3 separate regions of the Homo sapiens genome follow, and regions 1 and 3 are each linked to region 2. Evidence: chromatin loops called from intact Hi-C (ENCODE). Cell type or tissue: MCF 10A. All regions are shown on one strand. Links, peaks and the distances in the headings refer to the core of each region. The heading gives the core; the rest is flanking DNA. Region 1 has its middle 78 kb from the start of SLC25A36. Region 2 overlaps CLSTN2 (calsyntenin 2). Region 3 has its middle 60 kb from the start of TRIM42.

What was found. A loop is a pair of places that touch in the nucleus more often than their neighbours do. Peaks named below come from ENCODE experiments on the same cell type or tissue, not always from the same donor. Only the 100,000 strongest peaks of a DNase experiment are listed, where the experiment ranks them.
Region 1: a loop joins it to region 2, with 12 times the contacts of the local background. A loop is called at or near these places in 13 of 110 quality-filtered maps.
Region 3: a loop joins it to region 2, with 19 times the contacts of the local background. A loop is called at or near these places in 27 of 110 quality-filtered maps.

Annotation. Positions count from the first base shown.
Region 1 is chr3:140,860,629-140,866,734 of GRCh38, reverse strand. No RefSeq gene overlaps it. Among named protein-coding and RNA genes, the nearest start is that of SLC25A36, 78 kb to the left of the region's middle. RefSeq lists an enhancer at 2,828-2,877. In MCF 10A, for the core only: a CTCF peak has its summit at 2,823 (motif pointing right); a DNase peak (open chromatin) is centred at 2,854.
Region 2 is chr3:140,549,761-140,555,866 of GRCh38, reverse strand. All of the region lies in intron 10 of CLSTN2 (calsyntenin 2), which reads right to left. Among named protein-coding and RNA genes, the nearest start is that of CLSTN2-AS1, 44 kb to the right of the region's middle. In MCF 10A, for the core only: no CTCF peak of the experiment used is centred there; a DNase peak (open chromatin) is centred at 2,776.
Region 3 is chr3:140,734,549-140,740,654 of GRCh38, reverse strand. No RefSeq gene overlaps it. Among named protein-coding and RNA genes, the nearest start is that of TRIM42, 60 kb to the right of the region's middle. In MCF 10A, for the core only: a CTCF peak has its summit at 3,386 (motif pointing right); no DNase peak of the experiment used is centred there.

The sequences.
Region 1 (6,106 bases), core at 661-5,660, 310 kb before region 2:
AACATTCAAATTGGAAAGGAAGAAGACAAATTATCCTTGTTTGTAGATAATATAATCTTATATTTGGAAAAACCCAAAGACTCCACAAGAAAACTCAGCACTGATAAATTCAGTAAAGTTGCAGGATACAAAATCTACATCTAAAAATGAGTAGCAGTTCTATATGTCAACACCAAGCAAGCTGAAAAAGAAATTAAGAAAGTAATCCCATTCACAATACCTACAAATACTGTAAAATGCCTAGGAATTAACCAAAGAAGTGAAAGATCTCTACAATGAAAAATGTAAAATATTGATTGAAGAAATCAAAGAGGACACAAAAAAATGGAAAGATATTCCATGTTTATGGATTTGGAGAATCAATATTGTTAAAATATCCACACTACCCAAAGCAATCTACAGATTCATCACAATCCTGATCAAACTACCAGTAACATTCTTCACCGAAATAGAAAAAATAATCTTAAAATTTATATAGAATCACAAAAGACCCAGAATAGCCAAAGCTAGCTTGAGCAAAAAGAACAAAACTGTAGGAATCGTATTACCTGACTTCAAATTATACTACAGAGCTGTAGTAACCAAAACAGCATGGTATTGGCATAAAGATAGACACATAGACCAATGGAACAGAATAGATAACCCAGAAACAAATACATACATCTACAATCGACTCATTTTCAACAAAGTTGCCAAGAACGTACACTGGGGGAAAGGACGGTGTCTTCAATAAATGGTGCTGGGAAAGCCAGATATCCATATACATAAGAATGAAACTAGACTTCTATCTCTCACCATATACAAAAATCAAATCAAAATGTACTAAAGACTTAAATATAAGACCTGAAATTATGACACCATGGAAAGAAAACATTAGAGAAACTCTCTAGCACTGGACTGGGCAAAGATTGCTTGTGTAATATCCACAATCATAGACAACCAAAGCAACAAATGGACAAATGAGATCTCTTCAAGTTAAAAAGCTTCTGCACAGCAAACAATCAACAAAATGAAGAGGCAACCCACAGAACTGAAGAAAATATTTGCAAACTACTCATCTAACAATGGATTGATAACCAGAATATATAAGGAGCTCGAACAACACTGTAGGAAAAAATATAATAATCAAATTAAAAATAGACAAAATATATGAATAGACGTTTCTCAAAACAAGGCATTCAAATGGCAAAGAGGTATATGTAAAGTTGCTCAACATCGCTAATTATCAGAGAAATGCAAATCAAAACTACAATGAGATATCATCTTACCCCAGTTAAAATGGCCTTTTTCCAAAAGACCGGCAATAACACTTGCTGGTGAAGATGTGGAGAAAAGGGAACCCTTATAAACTGATGGTGGGAATGTAAATTAGTGCAGCCACTAGGGAGAACAGTTTGGAGATTCCTCAGAAAACTAAAAATAGAGCTACCATATGATCCAGCAATCCCACTGCTAGGTATATACCCAAAGGAAAGGAAATCAGTGTATCAAAGGGATATCTGCATTCTCATTTTGTTGCAGCACTATTCACAATAGCCAAGATTTGGAGGCATCCTAAGTGTCTATCAACAGATGAATGACTAAAGAAAAAGTGGTACATACACACAATGGAGTACTATTCAGCCATAAAAAAGAATAAGATCCTGTCATTAGCAACAACATGGATGGAACTAAGGTCATTATGTTAAGTGATACAAACCAGGCAAAGAAAGACAAACTTTGCATGTTCTCACTTATTTGTGGAAGCTAAAAATTAAAGCAATTGAACTCATGGAAATAGAGAGTAAAAGGTAGGTTACAAGAGGTTGAGAAGGCTAGTGGGAAGGGTAATGGGGATGGTTAATGAGTGCAAAAATATAGCTAGAATGAGTAAGATATAGTATTTAATAGCACGACGGGGTGACTACAGTCAACAATCATTTATTGGACATGTAAAAATAACTAAAAGAATATAATTAGATTGTAACACAAAAAATAAATGCCTGTATTATTTGCCTATATCAAAATATCTCATGTAACCCATGAGATACATACATACACACATATACCTGTAGTATGAACCCACACACACACAAAAGATTTCTTCAGCTTAGTTATTCATTCCCCCATCTGTCTTTTCTGCTGCTCCCTGTCTGTTTTTCTAGGATTATCAACTAGTCAGGTATCAGCAGGCTTCACAGGAGGTTTGGGAAGAGGCATGATGGAAAAACCTTTGCCCATACGGCAGCCAGGTCAAGTGTTCAGGTCATGAAACACAGAAAGGGACACCTCAGTTCCTGGGGTCTGTAAGAAAGTGGAAAAGGGAGCAGGGAGTTGTCCTGGCCTGTGGTTCATGTGTGGGGCTATGTCATTCCCTGAGGTCTCAGACCTAAAGGATTAAGTGAAGCTTTCCAGTACAGGAAGTGGAGGAGTTGCAGGAGGTGGCCATAGGTCATGTGCAAAGCCGGTTTTCCACCACCCTAACCCCAAATCCTGTTGGATTTCCACCACGTGCCAGGCTCTTTACACACTTGATGTCTTTTATTCCCCTCAACAACTGTGAGTTGAGAAAATATTATCTCACTTTATGGACGTCAAGGTAAGATAAGTGAAGTGATTTTACCAGGTAAGTAGTAGAGCTTGGTTTTGAACCCAGTAATCTCAGGTGAGGCTTTCCTCTCCTGTTATTGAATTAAATTCAAATAATATTCTTTTTATAATAAGTTTTACTCTAACTTGGTCTTTTGTAACTTCAAGGAAGTTGCCTGCAATTATTCTGTTTTTTTTTTTTTTTAAGTTTCTCTCTTTGAATATTTGATTGAACCAAATTTAAAATTTGCCAGCAGGTGGCGACACAAAACCAATAATTCAGGATACCAATCTCGGCGCTTTCCAGAGGACGGAATGGGACTTGCCACTGTGTCCTTCGCAGGTTGGGTGTCTGGCTTCATTTTGTGATTTCTGGGCTACTAGGCCCTCCACTTCTGCTCCCTGGGGGCTCATTCCGGTTTCTTAAAGTCCTCAGGACAAAGTCCCTACACCCTAGCCCTGTCTCACTTCCTGCCACTAATCTTCTCAGGTGACTTAATTCCCCTCTCCTCTCCACACTCTCCCACACACCCATTGCTTTGTCCCTGCTGGCCCCTCTGCCTGGACAACCCCTTATCCACTCCCCCATCTGGCTATTCTTTTTCATCCTTGGGGACTCAGCTAAAAGGTCACCTATGAGGAGCCCACCCTGCCACTGCCCCCCTGCCAGGCTGTGTGGGGCCCTTTCTCTGTGTGTGTCCCTGTTAGAGCACTGGTGGTCCTGGGGTCCTACTCTTTTTTGCTTGACTGCCTTCCTACTAGACATTCCCCTTGAGGGCAGGGACTGTGTCCTTTCTGTGTTAGGCCATTTTTGCATTGCTATAAAGAAATGCCTGAGGCTTGGTAATTAATTAATTAATTAATTTATTTTTAACTTTTCTTTTAAGTTCAGGGGTACATGTTACATACGTAAGTGGGTGTCATGGGGGTTTGTTGTACAGATTATTTTATCACCCATGTATTCAGCCTAGTACCCATTAGTTATTTTTCCTGATTTTCTCCCTCCTCCCACCTTCCACCTTCCGATAGGTCCCAGTGTGTGTTGTTCTCTTCTACGTGTCCAAGTTTTCTCATCATTTAGCTCCCACTTATAAGTGAGAACATGTGGTATTTTGTTTTCTCTTCCTGTGTTAGTTTTCTTAGGATAATGGCCTCCAGCTCCATCCATGTCCCTGCAAAGGACATGATCTCATTCTCTTTTACGGCTGCATAGTATTCCATGGTGTGTATGTACCACATTTTCTTTATCCAGTCTCTCATTGATGGGCATTTAGGTTGATTACATGTCTTTGTTATTGTGAATAGTCCTGCAACGAACATACACATGCATGTGTCTTTATAATAGAATGATTTATATTCCTTTGGGTATATACCCAGTAATGGCATTGTTGGGTCGAATGATATTTCTGTCTTTAGGTCTTTGAAGAATCGCCACCCTGTCTTCCACAATGTTTGAACTAATTTACACTCCCATGAACAGTGTATAAGTGTTCCTTTTTCTCCAAAACCTTGCAAGAATCTGTTATTTTTTGACTTTTTAACAATAGCCATTCTGATTGGCGTGAGATGGTATCTCATTGTGGTTTTGATTTGCATTTCTCTAATGATCAGAGATGTTAAGTATTTTTTCATATGCTTGTTGGCCTCATGTATGTCTTTTTTTGAAACGTGTCTGTTCATGTCCTTTGCCCATTTTTTAGTGGTTTTTCTTTCTTGTAAATTTGTTTAAATTCCTTATAGATGCTGGATATTAGATGTTTGTCAGATGCATAGTTTGCAAAATTTTTCTCCCATTCTGTAGATTGTCTGTTTACTCTGTTGATAGTTTCTTTTGCTGTGCAGGAGCTCTTAAGTTTAATTAGATCCCATTTGTCAACTTTTGCTTTCGTTGTGTTTGCTTTTGGCGTCTTTATCATAAGATCTTTGCCCGTGCCTATGTCCTGAACGATATTGCCTAGGTTGCCTTCCAGGGTTTTTATAGTTTTGGGTTTTACATTTAAGTCTTTAACCCATCTTGAGTTAATTTTTGCATATGGTATAAGCAAAGGGTTCAGTTTCAATTTTCTGCATATGGCTAGCCATTTATCCCAGCACTATTTATTGAACAGGGAATCCTTTTCCCATTGCTTGCTTTCATCGGGTTGGTTGAAGATCAGATGGCTGTAGGTATACAGGTTTATTTCTGGGTTCTCTATTCTATTCCACTGGTCTAGTTCTTGTTCCAGTACCAGGTTGTTTTGGTTACTGTAGCCTTGTAGTATAGTTTGAAATCAGATAGCGTGATACTTCCAGCTTTGTTCTTTTTGCTTAGGATTGCCTTGGCTATTTGGGTTCTTTTTTGGTTCTATATTAATTTTAAAATAGTTTTCTCTAGTTCTGTGAATAATGTCAATGGTAGTTTAATGGGAATAGCACTGAATCTATAAATTGCTTTGGGCAGTATGGCCATTGTAATGATGTTAATTCTTCCTATCCATGAGCATGATATGTTTTTTCATTTGTTTGTATCATGTCTGATTTCTATGAGCACTGGTTTGTAGTTATTCTTGTATAGCTCTTTCACCTCCATCGTTAGCTGTATTCCTAGGTATTTCATTCTTTTTATGGCAATTGTGAATGGGAGTTCATTCATGATTTGGCTTTCTGCTTGATGTCTTTTGGTGTTTAGGAATGCTAGCGATTTTTACACATTAATTTTGTATCCTGAGACTTTGCTGAAGTTGCTTATCGCTTAAGAAGCTTTTGGGTGAGATGATGGGGTTTTCTAGATATAGGATCATGTCATCTGCAAACAGGGATAGTTTGACTTCCTCTCTTCCTATTTGAATGTTCTTTATTTCTTTCTCTTGCCTGATTGCCCTAGCCAGAACTTCCAATACCGTGTTCAATAGGACTGGTGAGAGAGGGCATCCTTGTCTTGTGCTAGTTTTCAAGGGGAGTGTTTCCAGCATTTGCCCATTTATTATGATGTTGGCTGTAGGTTTGTCATAGATGACTATTATAATTTTGAGGTATGTTCGTTCAATACCTAATTTATTGACAGTTTTTAACAGGAATGGATGTTGAATTTCATTGAAGAGGCTTGGTAATTTATAAAGAAAAGCAGTTTTAATTGACTGACAGTTCTGCAGGCTGTACAGAAAGCGTGGCACTGATACCTGCTTCTGGGAAGGCCTCAGGAAGCTTGTGATCATGGTGGAAGGCAAAGGGGGAACAGGTGTCTCACATGGCCAGAGTAGGAGCAAGAGAGCAGGAGGTGCCATACACTTTTAAACAACCAGATCTTGCATGAACTCACTCATCACCAAGGGAATGATGCCAAGCCATTCATGAGGGATATGCCCTCATGACCCAAACACCTCCACTAGACCCCACCTCCAATACCGGGGATTACATTTCAACATGAGATTTGGAGAAGCACAAATATTCAAACAATATCACTATCCATCTCAGTGTTCCTAGTGCCAGGCCCAGAGATTCCTAGTGCCAGCACAGAAGAAAATTTTGAGAGAATGAACAAATACACAAACAAGTGTTT
Region 2 (6,106 bases), core at 648-5,647:
TGCCAAAGGCCATGTAGCGGCGATTCTCCCCACTGAGTCACTTGGGTACTCAAGCTGGACATAGATCCTTGCCCTCTCCATGTCCCCACAGCAGTTACTCTTCTTGGAATGAGGCAGGGAAAACTGCCTTTGTACTGCCCTGAATTATTGACTTTGACACTCGTTTGAGCAAGAATTATTAGGAAATGCTATCAATAAAATATCAGAAACATATCTGTGAATTCAGAGTATATATCGAATGCTCATGGCACAGGAAAGGGAGACATAGATTTTTTTTAAGTAGCTACCTAACTTAAAAGTATTTACCCTTTTGAATAGATAATATATTCACATGGTTCAAATGTACACATGTGCTAGGTGAAAAGTAGCTATCTCATTTCTATCTCCCATCCACCCAGTTTCCACAGTCCCATCCCACAAGTACTCATTATTATGTTAGTTTCTTAGTGGTAAATTGCATTATTGTTCAAAATTAGTTGCTTTCCCTCCCGTGGGACACTTATACATGTTTGCCCTATTGTTAATAGGCTTGATCGTATGACTTATGGTACCCTTCCCTGCAGGATATATGTTTTTGCCCTGTGCACTCAGCAGAGGTCATGTTACTTGCTTGGTCAACTAAATGTGGGCAGAAATATTGTTTGATTCATACGCTATGGAAGATTTAATAACCAGTTCATGGTTTGCCACATCCCTTTCTCTCTGCCATGAAACTGGCAACATTCCTTTAGGGGCTAGTCCATCGGCTTGCATCTCACAGTGAGGGAGGTATGGATCAGAGCTGCAGCCAATCTATAATGGACATGAAGTATGAGCAATAAATAAAATTTGGTTGTATAAGCCACTTAGATATTAAATAATTTGTTACTGTAGCATAACTTAGCTTATCCTGACAGTTATACTCAAGTATTCTTATAAATATATAATCAGTGAATATAGATTTCCATTTTTTTCTTTCTTATATCAAAAGTACCTCATACATAATGTATCACACTTTATTTTTCACTTGGCTCATATCTTGGAGCTCTTTCTGTATCAGTACATGACAAGCTTCCTTATTCTTTTTTAGTAGGTGTATTCCATTGTATAGATAAACTGTAATCTTTAAAACCAGTTTCCCAATATGGACATTTGGGTTATTTGTCATCTTTTACTGACGGTGTCAGAAGGAATAATCTTGTGCAAACACATCTGTAGGATACATCACTACAAGTGAAATTGCTAGGTCAAAGAGTATATGCACTTTTAACTTGGATAAATGTTGCCAACTTCTCCATTGCTAGAGATTATATCAACACATACTCCTTCCACCAGGGTATGAATGCAGCTTGTCTCAATTCCTCAACAATACAGTATGCCATCAGATGTCAGGATTTTTGCCAATCTGATAAATGACAAATCCCATCTTAGTGTAGTTTAAGTTTGTATTTTTCTTAGTATGAGGATCTGAGTATATCTTTTCATAGGTTTAAGGAAAAATGTATATTAACTTTTCCCTGATCTGACTTGAATGTCTTTATAAGGGTGTTCTGTTCTGTGTCTGGACTGAAACAGGAGTTGGATGTCTCATGAGCACTATTGTTGACACTGAACCACCTAAATCCCTTGCATGGTGTCCCCTAGCCAACTGATAGCTCAATCTTTGTCACCTTCGACCATCACATGTGTACTTCATTGGTACCTACTCATAAGGCCTCCCAGCTTCTCTCATTTTGGTCCCCACTGCGCTTTGGTGCCTTTCTCCTATATCATTTACAAAATGGTAACACCACTATTATAGTACAGTGGCCAGTAGCCCCTGAGCACAGGGACTCTGCCTCTTATCCCTGAATCCCAGAACTTAGCCTTAGTGTTCTGAAAGCCCCTGTTAGACAAATGAGTGAAGGCTCTCGAGCCTACATTTTACTCACTATCATCTCCTGTCACTCCCCAAAAGGACTTTTTTCTTTCACTTGTCTTTTTAGTGAAGCGCTGTGGGAGTCATTATCAGTACTCACCAAACCCTGTTCTCCTTTCCTTCCTGGGCATTGCGGAGGCTACACTTCTCAGTCACCTTGTACCACAGGTGGCCAGAGTCACATGACTACCTCTGGCCAATGGGCAGGAGAGGAAGGGAGGTGTGGCAATTCTGAGCTGAGGCAGTGAAAGATCCTGAAAGATGCTCGAGCCTCTTTTTTTCCTCCACTTCAGTGGCTTGCAGCATTCTATGCAGAAACCCCACCCCACCTCCCTAACTGAGTATAAGAGAAAACTAAACTTGTCATGTTAAGCCAGTGAAGCTTGAGGTTTGGGGATCATATGTTACTGTAACAGCTTAGCCTGTTTGGGAAAATTTAGCACTTCCCAGGCCTGATTCTCACTTCCCCAAGGTCATAAGGCATCTTTAAAAGAGCATGGGCTTTGTGGACTGTAATATTCCAGTTCTAGTACAAAATGCAACTTTGGAGTATTTCCTTTTCCCTCTTAGACTTCATTTCCTCATTTAAATAATGGGGAAATTAATATCTACCTGTGTGGGTCTTAAATGAGATAATATATATAAAGTTTCTAGCACTTACAAGATATTAAATATATGATAGCTTGGATGATCATTCTTACTATTGTAATTATGCCAGCACTGAGTCTTTGTGCCCCAGCCTTCACTGCTCTTGTACCCTTGTGACACAATTCTCTTCTGTCCTTCCAAGTCCTGAGGAGCGGTGTCTCACTGAGCCGTGACATCAGGCCAAGAGCACCACCCTCTGGTGCTAGATCTTGGAGCCCCCAGGCATATGCATGGTTGATGCCACAGTCAGTGTCTGAGTTGGCATCTCTCTTGCCTGGAAGGCCTCACCAGCTTAGAGTGCTTATTCCTGGAGCTGCCTCACGCTAGTGAGTCACGATTAGTTATGAGGTATTCGCAAGTCATCAGTTTCAGATTTGAGAAGACCCAAGGTCCTTGTTCTACAAATACCATCTATGTTTTAAAAGGTTTTTCTGCTCCTCTTCTCCAGCCTCATCCCCTGCACCATCCTCCTATAGCAGAGTCTTGTGCTGTTGCTATCTGTCCGTCTGCATCCTCCAGCAGATTGTGAGCACCTCAAGGGCAGGGGCTACTGACTTTTCCTCAGCATCACTGCAGGGTCTAGCACATCGAAAGCATGAGGTAGATGATAGGTCTGCAGTGGAGGTTGGTCTCTGAGCCTCACATGAGGGCTGCCTAGGAAAATCAAGAGGTTCTTCTAGAGGGATGGATAAACAGTATCCTATGGCAATCAGCAGAGGGCACAATCTCTCTGCAGCCACCTGTAGAGAGACCAGGAGAGTGTGTTGGATCTCCAGTTAATACCCTGGTCTGTGCCACAGCATTGGGAGGTCTGTCACAGCGCATGAATGTGGGCACTGGCCTAGCCATCAGCATAGTTCTTGCAGGGTCAATAAAACCTCCAGAGCAGGTTTTGGGTGTTCTTTTTTTTTTTTTTTTTTAAACTGCGGTATTCCCAGCTCTGTGGGTGGGTTTCTGATTAAACAAGATACCTGTTTGTACTTGCATCTCTACCAGGGCAGGAGATGGTGACATGCTAGGGGACCCAGCAAAGGGTGGCATTGCTCACTCGCCCTTGGGTATCTGTGCTGTGACCATAGCCTTTCGTTGAGCCAAGAAGGTGCTAGACAGATAGCCCTTGCAGAATGGTCTTCTTATTAGAGACTTCTCTTAGAGATTCGACTGGCATCTGCAGCCCCACAGCAGGCTGGACCATCAGGGAAGTCCCTGCTCAAAGCCCTGGCCTGTTCCTTGAGAGAAGGCTGGCTATGACTTGATAGGAACCCTGCTGCTCCCTATGACACCTGCCTGCCCATGGTCCATATTAAGTAAATTTGGACTCTGATTTTTCTGACTTACAGATTCAGCTGAACCATTTCTCTGAGTGGGGCCAGATGAAGATTTGCCACTTTAGAAGTTCTTCTGTCACAAAAGGGAGCTATAATTTGTTGAGAGTCTATTAGGTTTGCTAGGATATATATTATGTATACACTAAAATATATAATATATATTTAAATATATAATATATATTTATATGTAATATATAATTTAGATGTATAATTAAATTCTTACAACATCACTACAAGGTAAATAATATCAATTTATTTTATACACAAGAGATTCGGGCTTAAAGGATTAACGTGTCTTGCCCAAGGTCACCCAGCTAATAATCAGTTGACAGAAAAAAACTTAAACACCTAAACATGGTTAATAGGTGGCCTCTGATGTGGCCCCTGCCTACGTCTCTGGCACCTTCCACCTTTTTCCTCCTGCAGTGATTTGAACCTAGGAGTGTCTAGTTCTAAAGTTCTTGCTCTTTCCCACTCTTCCACATGATGGAGATGAAAAATTGGCAGGGATTGTGCTATGAAAATCAGAACAGGGTATTACTCAGGAATGTGGTGATTCCACAGTATCTTGTATGGATACAATACAGCAGCCACTAAACCATTTTAGGACTCCAGACATGCTGGAGAAATATTCATAAATATGCATGATTCAGAAGAAGACAGGTAAAGCAAGAAACATGGGCTTGTCCCTGTGAGCAGAGAATTTCCTTAATCACAAAAGGGCCTCAATTCTCTCGACCAGCCAGAGAGGTGGGAGGAGGGCAGTAACTGTCCAATAAAATAGTAGTCATTATTCAGAAATGACATGAGGAGTAAAGGGAGGGAGGAAAGGAAAGAAATTTGTTTTAATGATTTTCAAGAATGTCTTCTAATCTGAGTTGCTGATATGGAGGAAAGAGCATGAACTGATTTTGGACAAATCCCTGAGCCCCAGTCCCCCTAGTTTTGAAATGGGGTCATAGTATTTAATTTGTTGTGAGAAGTAGGGATAATGAACATACAATAGCCCCCAGTGGGTGCTCCATAAATTGGGCGTCTTATTAACTTCTCACACGGTGCTCTAGTTCTTACCAGCCATGCCCTAGGAATGGAAGAGGATCATTTGCAGTGGCTTGGTTATAAAAAGGCTTATAACCAAGCCTTTATAACCAAGCTTGGTTATAAAAAGGTTATAAAAAGTTTCAGTATCCTGAAAAATCAGATTAGCCTCCTCAGTCCCCACAGTTTTTTGTGCCACTTATTTTAGCACCTCCTCTTTTCATAGGCTATGATGACTCTAGAAATTGCTATGGTTCTTTAATTTATAATTTTTAAAAGGCATGACTTTTGAGCCCAGCATCTTTGTGTTTTTGCTCTATGGGGCCTAGTACCCTGAAACTGTGCCTGCCTGGAACAGTTCAGAGCAGAGAAGATCTACGCAGATGCAAAGAGTAAATTTAGAATCAGAAAAAGAGAAGACATCAGGAAGACAGATTTTTGCATCACTGGATTGACAAAACCCTAAGGAAGCAACACAAACAGTACGTCAAGACTGGCCTTTCCAATATGAGATGGTCTTTTGAGCTTGCCCCAATGACAAGTGATTAGCTATTGAGAGCAACTCTGTGTGTGTATCTAATCCATGAAACATTGTTTTGGAAAGTCAATCTTGCCTTGCCATGACTTTTGTACTCCTCCCATCTTCCCCATGCTACCCAGTCTCCAGAGTGAGCATCCTAAACCCCACATATGCTGAGATCATGATCCCTTGCCTGAGCCTTCAGTGGCTTCCCATTGTTGACAGAAAAAAACGTAAACACCTAAACATGGTTAATAGGTGGGCTCTGATATGGCCCCTGCCTACCTCTCTGGCACCTTCCACCTTTTTCCTCCTGCAGTGATTTGAACCTAGGAGTGTCTAGTTCTAAAGTTCTTGCTCTTTCCCACTCTTCCACATGATGGAGATGAAAAATTGGCAGGGATTGTGCTATGAAAATCAGAACAGGGTATTACTCAGGAATGTGGTGATTCCACAGTATCTTGTATGGATACAATACAGCAGCCACTAAACCATTTTAGGACTCCAGACATGCTGGAGAAATATTCATAAATATGCATGATTCAGAAGAAGACAGGTAAAGCAAGAAACATGGGCTTGTCCCTGTGAGCAGATAGAGAATTTCCTTAATCACAAAAGGGCCTCAATTCTCTCGACCAGCCAGAGAGGTGGGAGGAGGGCAGTAACTGTCCAATA
Region 3 (6,106 bases), core at 472-5,471, 180 kb before region 2:
CAGCTGCTCCCACTCCAGGCCTCTCCTCCTTGTATCCACAGCCTCTTGGTACATGTAATAATTGTCCCTTAACTGAAGAGTCCTCCTGCATGAGCTGGTGGATTTCCAGAGGGCAGGAACCATGTCTAACTTATCCAGCCCACAGCCCAGGGGGCTCAATCATTGTTTGGATGGAAACAGCAAAAAGAATCCCATTGTTGGGTACAGCAGTAGTGGGCTGGGGGAGAACAACTTGACTTTTCCAGAGATGTCTGGCTTCTCTTCCATAAACCATGCTTCATGTACCAGCAGCACAGATGATAATAGACTCCAGCTTTATCTTCATTTCTCTGATTAGGAAGATCTACTTTTGAGTTAAGGTTGTAAATGAGGTGCTGTGACTGCTTCTTGAATAAAAGACCAAAATTTGCTTGAACTTAGGTGATAAGTGTTTTACTTTTACGACATGTTTGGCATTATGTTCAAAGCAGAATACATTAGACGTTCTTATAATACAGGCTCAGTGTTGGGCTAAAATTCAAATGTGCTCGCACAAATGGGAAAAAGTCTGGAGGCTTTAATCACAGCTTGTGATTCAGCCTGATTGACAGTGTTTCCATTTTAAAAAGTCTCTGTTTTTCATGTGAAATGAATGACTCTTTTTTCATTTTGTTCCTTTAATAGGAAATGTTCTCATCGTGGAATGAAATCTCTACAAGCATCCCATTAAATACTAAAATGTTACTGCTGTGTCTGAGTGAAATTACCATCCAGGGGAGGCATCGGATTGTAGGTGTACAATGCTAGAGTATGTTTTCCCAACTTGCTGAGCTTGGAGGCAATTTGTTCATCTGAGAACACATGCACTCAGCATCCTTGTCCTTCCTCTCCTTCAAGTGAAACCTTGTTTGCACATTAGCTGGGCCTTTTCTGGATGTCAGCTCTGGCAACTCCATTCCGTCTACTTCAAGTGAAGAAGGACTTGGTGGGAAAAATCTCAGAGTGAGTTTCTGAATCCAATCCCAGAGAAAAAGCCAGGCAGCAGGACCAGAGGTGGCGTGGAGTGCCACCCCAAGCCAGTGAGCCTTTACTTTCTTTCACTTATCCATGTTTTCTCTGCCCCTCTGACTTACAGTAGTCCAACCATCTTTGCTGCACAGTTCTCACAGTGGAACAGGGTCATTGCTACCACTCCCAAATTTGCCTGCACCAAACCAGCCACTCAGAGAGAGTCTGACCCCCTTCTCAGTCTTAAATGCAGTGCCCTTCCTTGAACCAGTCTCTAATAGCCACACATGGGTCACATTATCCAATGGAGCTTCTGCTACAACCCTGAGATTGGATGAGGGAGGGTCATTTCCTAGGAAAGCAGTAGGAAGAATGTAATCCAGGCTGCACCCATTACATTGCTAACAAGGACCCAGATCCACTCTACAACAGAGAACAAGCTTAGTGAAGCCTACCATGCTGGAATTCACATTCTGACAATGAAGCCCATAAAGACCTACTGGTGGACAAGGGGTTACACAGGACAGAGAACATGTATTTCTGATTCTATGTGGAGCTGTGACCACATGTAAATCCCAGATGCTTGCCATCACATTCTTAGGGCTTGTGCAGTTGATTTGTCTTGGCAGAGGGGCAGGGGGAGATGTCGCCACTCCTCCCAAGCCGTTTCCTTTCTCTCCCTCAGACTGGACCCTCACTAGGGGATATTTGCCACAGACCAGGAGCCTCCAGCCTCACTGATAAAGTTGCTGACCCTCAAAAACATGGCTTCTATACATCTTCTAGATGCGGTATTGGGACTGAGAAAGGCAATTTGCTAAGGTCCCACAGAGAGGAAGAAGGGACTGGGATTGGCATTCGCATATTCTTATATCTAAGGCCTATGTTTATTCCATAATACCACACTGTTCCCAGGGACAATGGATAGAAAATAGTCCTATTGTGAGAAAGGATGTAGACGTGCATGGATGGACCAGGTATCTGCTGGGATTTCCAGCTGCTAGGACCTCACGCTGGCTTAGAATCCCATTCTATGCCTCGTGGAAGCTCACAGACCTCCAGCAGATATTGTTAATTTCTCAGGGGCTTATGTGCCCACTGTTCTGTCATGGGTCAGGTTCTTGGGCCTGTGGGTGCTTTTTCCATATGGCATAGCATTGACCCAGACATGCAGACACCTTCCTTTTATTAGGTAATTCTCTGACCCTCAGGTTTTGTCAATGTGAGTGTAGCAGCCTTCCTGAGGATTTAGAAGTTTCCTTCTGATGATGCAGACAGTCTACGTTTGAATTAGTCCCACACTTTATCTTTTGGTCACCACATTCAGCGACATTTCCACTCACTCTACTCCACAGAGTCCTGTTCCTGCTCACCATCCCCAGAATTCACCTCTATTTCCTACTTTTTCTTGAGTTTCAGGGTAAAACATATTTTCTCATGCCTAAGAGCTGCTAGATCTAAATCTTCTTGCTATTTTCAGCCTCTCTTAGAACTCCTGGGTGGAACAAGAGCTTCTGTTCATGAAAAGCTTCCTTCATCTCTGCCCTGTGAGCTGCTGTCTCTCTTTTCCCCAGGTCCAGACTTGCTTGCCTACCTGTAGTTGCTGCTGCAGTTTGCAGCCACTCACATCAGTATCTGCTGTTGGAGATCATTTTTCTCTGACAGCATTGGCTTGGCCCTCCCTGCTTGGGGCCTCCAGAACAGCCATCCTTGAGGAGAGAGAGAAGGCATTTCTTTTAAGAGGAGCAGCCAAGAAAAAGTGTGGTGGCAGAACTGACTGAGGGGTGTGCAAGGAACAGTGGGGACTGGGGCTGAGGGACCTGTTGTGTTGAGGGACGTGAGATGGTAGATGCCACAGGGCCCGGCTAGTCTGGAGGGGCTCCATGGTCTATGCAGGGGATAATGGAAGGACTTGTCTTTAGCTTTGGGCCATGCATGGAAAGTAAGGGCTAATTCTTAGGCAAATTTTTGTCTTCAGCCCTAAGCATAGTATCTGGGTCATAGAGGCAAATGATAAATACATGCTAAATAAATGAATAAGCACAGGAACAGGTTTTGTCAACTGTGAAAGAGATTTAAGGCATTAGGGGTTAGGTGGATCCAAGAGGCCATTTTGTAATCCATGGAATCCCACTCTGTAGACATCTACCTTAAGGTCAGCTCTGGGTTAAAAAAGGGCTGTCTCTGCTCCCCACTGGGCAATCCCTGGGGACCAGAGCTGACTGAGCCCACAGGACCTGGACTGGTGAGGCCCATCAGCCTGCAAGCCCCTGAGGGAGTTAGCCTGCTTTATTCAGCATTGTATCTCCAGCCCCAGCACACATGGGGCTTTAGGAGTTCGTGAAATGTGCCCCAAAGGAAATTCTTCCAAATAGAGACTGTTGTGGCCACCGGGTGGTGCCATTGTTCCAGCCGAAGCCCACAGAGCCTACTGGGAAGACCACATTGTTTGGAACTTTGAGTTGAATCCAAGGTTCTTCAACATATCTCTCAGGCTCTAATCTCAATGCAGTATATTCTCATCCCATAACAAGGGGATTAACAACACAATTGTAGTTAATTTGAATTGAGAAAATCTATTTCAGAAAGCAAAATTCCAAGACCATTCTTTCTCTCAGCCAGCCAAGAAGGGCCCAACTTGTTGATAGGGGAAGGTTCTGCACAAACTGGCAAATCGGCTTGCAGGCTGAACTTCCTACACAGCTCACTACTGTGCTGATTCACAGAACTGCAGAACTCACTAAGCATTCCGGCCCCTGTGCACTATCTTGGTACCCATCATAAAGGCAGCTGGAGACAAATACAGGAAGGATCCTCAACCTAAATTCCCATCACTCCTTCCACAGCACTCTTTGCTCGCAAGCTCTTGGTGTAGGATGCGTCTCTACTCTTCTCCATATGTTCATATCCTACCTTTCCTTTAACGTTAATTTCCCAAAGAGGACTTTTGTGTGCCCCCTGCTCCTAAAACCAAAACCTTCTCTGAATCCTGGAAGCACTCTGACCAAATGGGCTCTGAGAAGCAGCACTGTGACCCACATTTTTCTGTACCTGTTGTTTCTTGACTCATGATTAAGGTGGTAATTCCCTTTAGGACAAACTTCATTTTTTGAGTTTGTTGTGTTCCTGCACACAAAAAGCACTCAGTAGATATTTATGGATGTTGAACAGCAAAGTAAAACATACTGCTTCATATTCAAAGGGCTGAGAGATGTTTAATAGCTAAACATAAAAAGAGAGAGTTCCGTGGGTCATTACTCTTGTTCTCAGATAGCTATAGATTATGATTTTAGATTATAATCTGTACACTAGCAGTATGACTTTGTATTATATTATTATTAGAAATAATATTAATAATAAGTGCATTTATTGAGTGCCTAATATATAGTAGTCACTGTGCTGTGCATTTTACATATGTACCTAATTTTTTTCTCAACAACCCTGGGAGGCATTATTTCCATTTTCCACAGGGGGAAGAGTAAGGCTCAGGAAGATTAAGTAAACTGTTCAAGTTTCTAAGTTAATGCTGGCTGAGCTCTGTGGAGTTGACTGTGGGGTTCGAAAACCCAAGCTGCTTTTCAGAATCCTTGTCCATAGGGACCAGGTCCCATAGTGGGTGTTGGGGTCATGCAAAGCTACACTTAATTAGATCCGACTCTTAAAGAGCTCACGGGCACAGAGAACACTATGGCTGGAGGAGCAGCAGCCTAGGGTGATGGCCAGAAACAATGCATCTTGGAACTTTTACAGAAGTGAATCCCTCAAATTGTCCTTCAGTAGGAACCAGACAAATCTCAAAGTACAATATACTTGCCTAGTAGAGCATGTGCAAGGAAAGTGTATCATTGCTTATATGGTATGATTTGGAGGCCACCTGGGAGACTTTCCTATCCCCAAATACCTTCCTTTCTTGCCTGTTATGATGCCCTGAATGTCACCAATAGTTCTTATTTCCTTTGAGTTTTAAGTGTTTTTACATTTCTCAACATTCTTCATGACCTATCCAACCTGGTAAGAGATGAGTTGAGAGCCATTTGGAGAAGGATGAGTGCTTGGAAGTGGCAGGGGACTGGGCTTGCTTTGGCTGTTGGCTTCTCCTGCCATGGTTGGTGATGAGGCCAGCATGCAGGCCAAAAATCTGTTAAACAAACATAGCAGGTATTGCTAGCAATAAAGATGGAGGAGAGAACTGTAATCCCAGCACTTTGGGAGGCCAAAGCAGGTGGATCACGACGTCAGGAGATCAAGACCATCCTGGTTAACATGGTGAAATCCTATCTCTACTAAAAATGAAAAAATTAGCCAGACATGGTGGTGGGAGCCTGTAGTCCCAGCTACTCGGGAGGCTGAGGCAGGAGAATGGGGTGAACACAGGAGTTGGAGCTTGCAGTGAGCCGATATCGCAACACTGAACTCCAGCCCGGGCAATAGAGTGAGACTCGGTCTCAAATAAATAAATAAAAGATGGAGGAGAGAAGACATGTCTTCAGAAAAATCTTTACTCAGCTGAAGATGCCTGCAAAAGAAATGCATTTTTAGGGATGGAAATTTCTGGCTTGACACTGAGTATTTCCTTGGCGAGAAAAAAGCTAAAAGGGCCAAATTGGCTGTCTACATGAACAGTAGGAAGCTCCCAGTCAATCTCTGATGCTGGCAATCCCTTCTTCAGAGGACAAGGATTTTCATCCTACTATTAAAAATTAAGCTAAGGGTGAAAGCCCTTGTATATTAGTCCATTCTCACACTGTTATAAAGATACTACCTGAGACTGGGTAATTTATAAAGGAAGGAAGTTTAATTGGCTCACAGTTCTGCATGGCTAGGGAGGCCTCAGGAAACTTACAGTCATGGTGGAAGGCAAAGGGGGAGCAAGGCACATCTTATATGGCAGCAAGAGAGAAAGAGAGAGTGCAAAGGGGAAACTGCCAAAAACTTTTAAAACCATCAGCTCTTATGAGAACTCCCTCACTATCATGAGAACAGCATGGGGAAAACTGCCCCCATGATCCAATCACCTCCCACCAGGTCCCTTCCTCGACATGTGGGGATTACAATTTGAGATGAGAACTAAACCATATCACCTTGGAAGAATAAATTGCTAATTTTTCTCTCTCTTGGG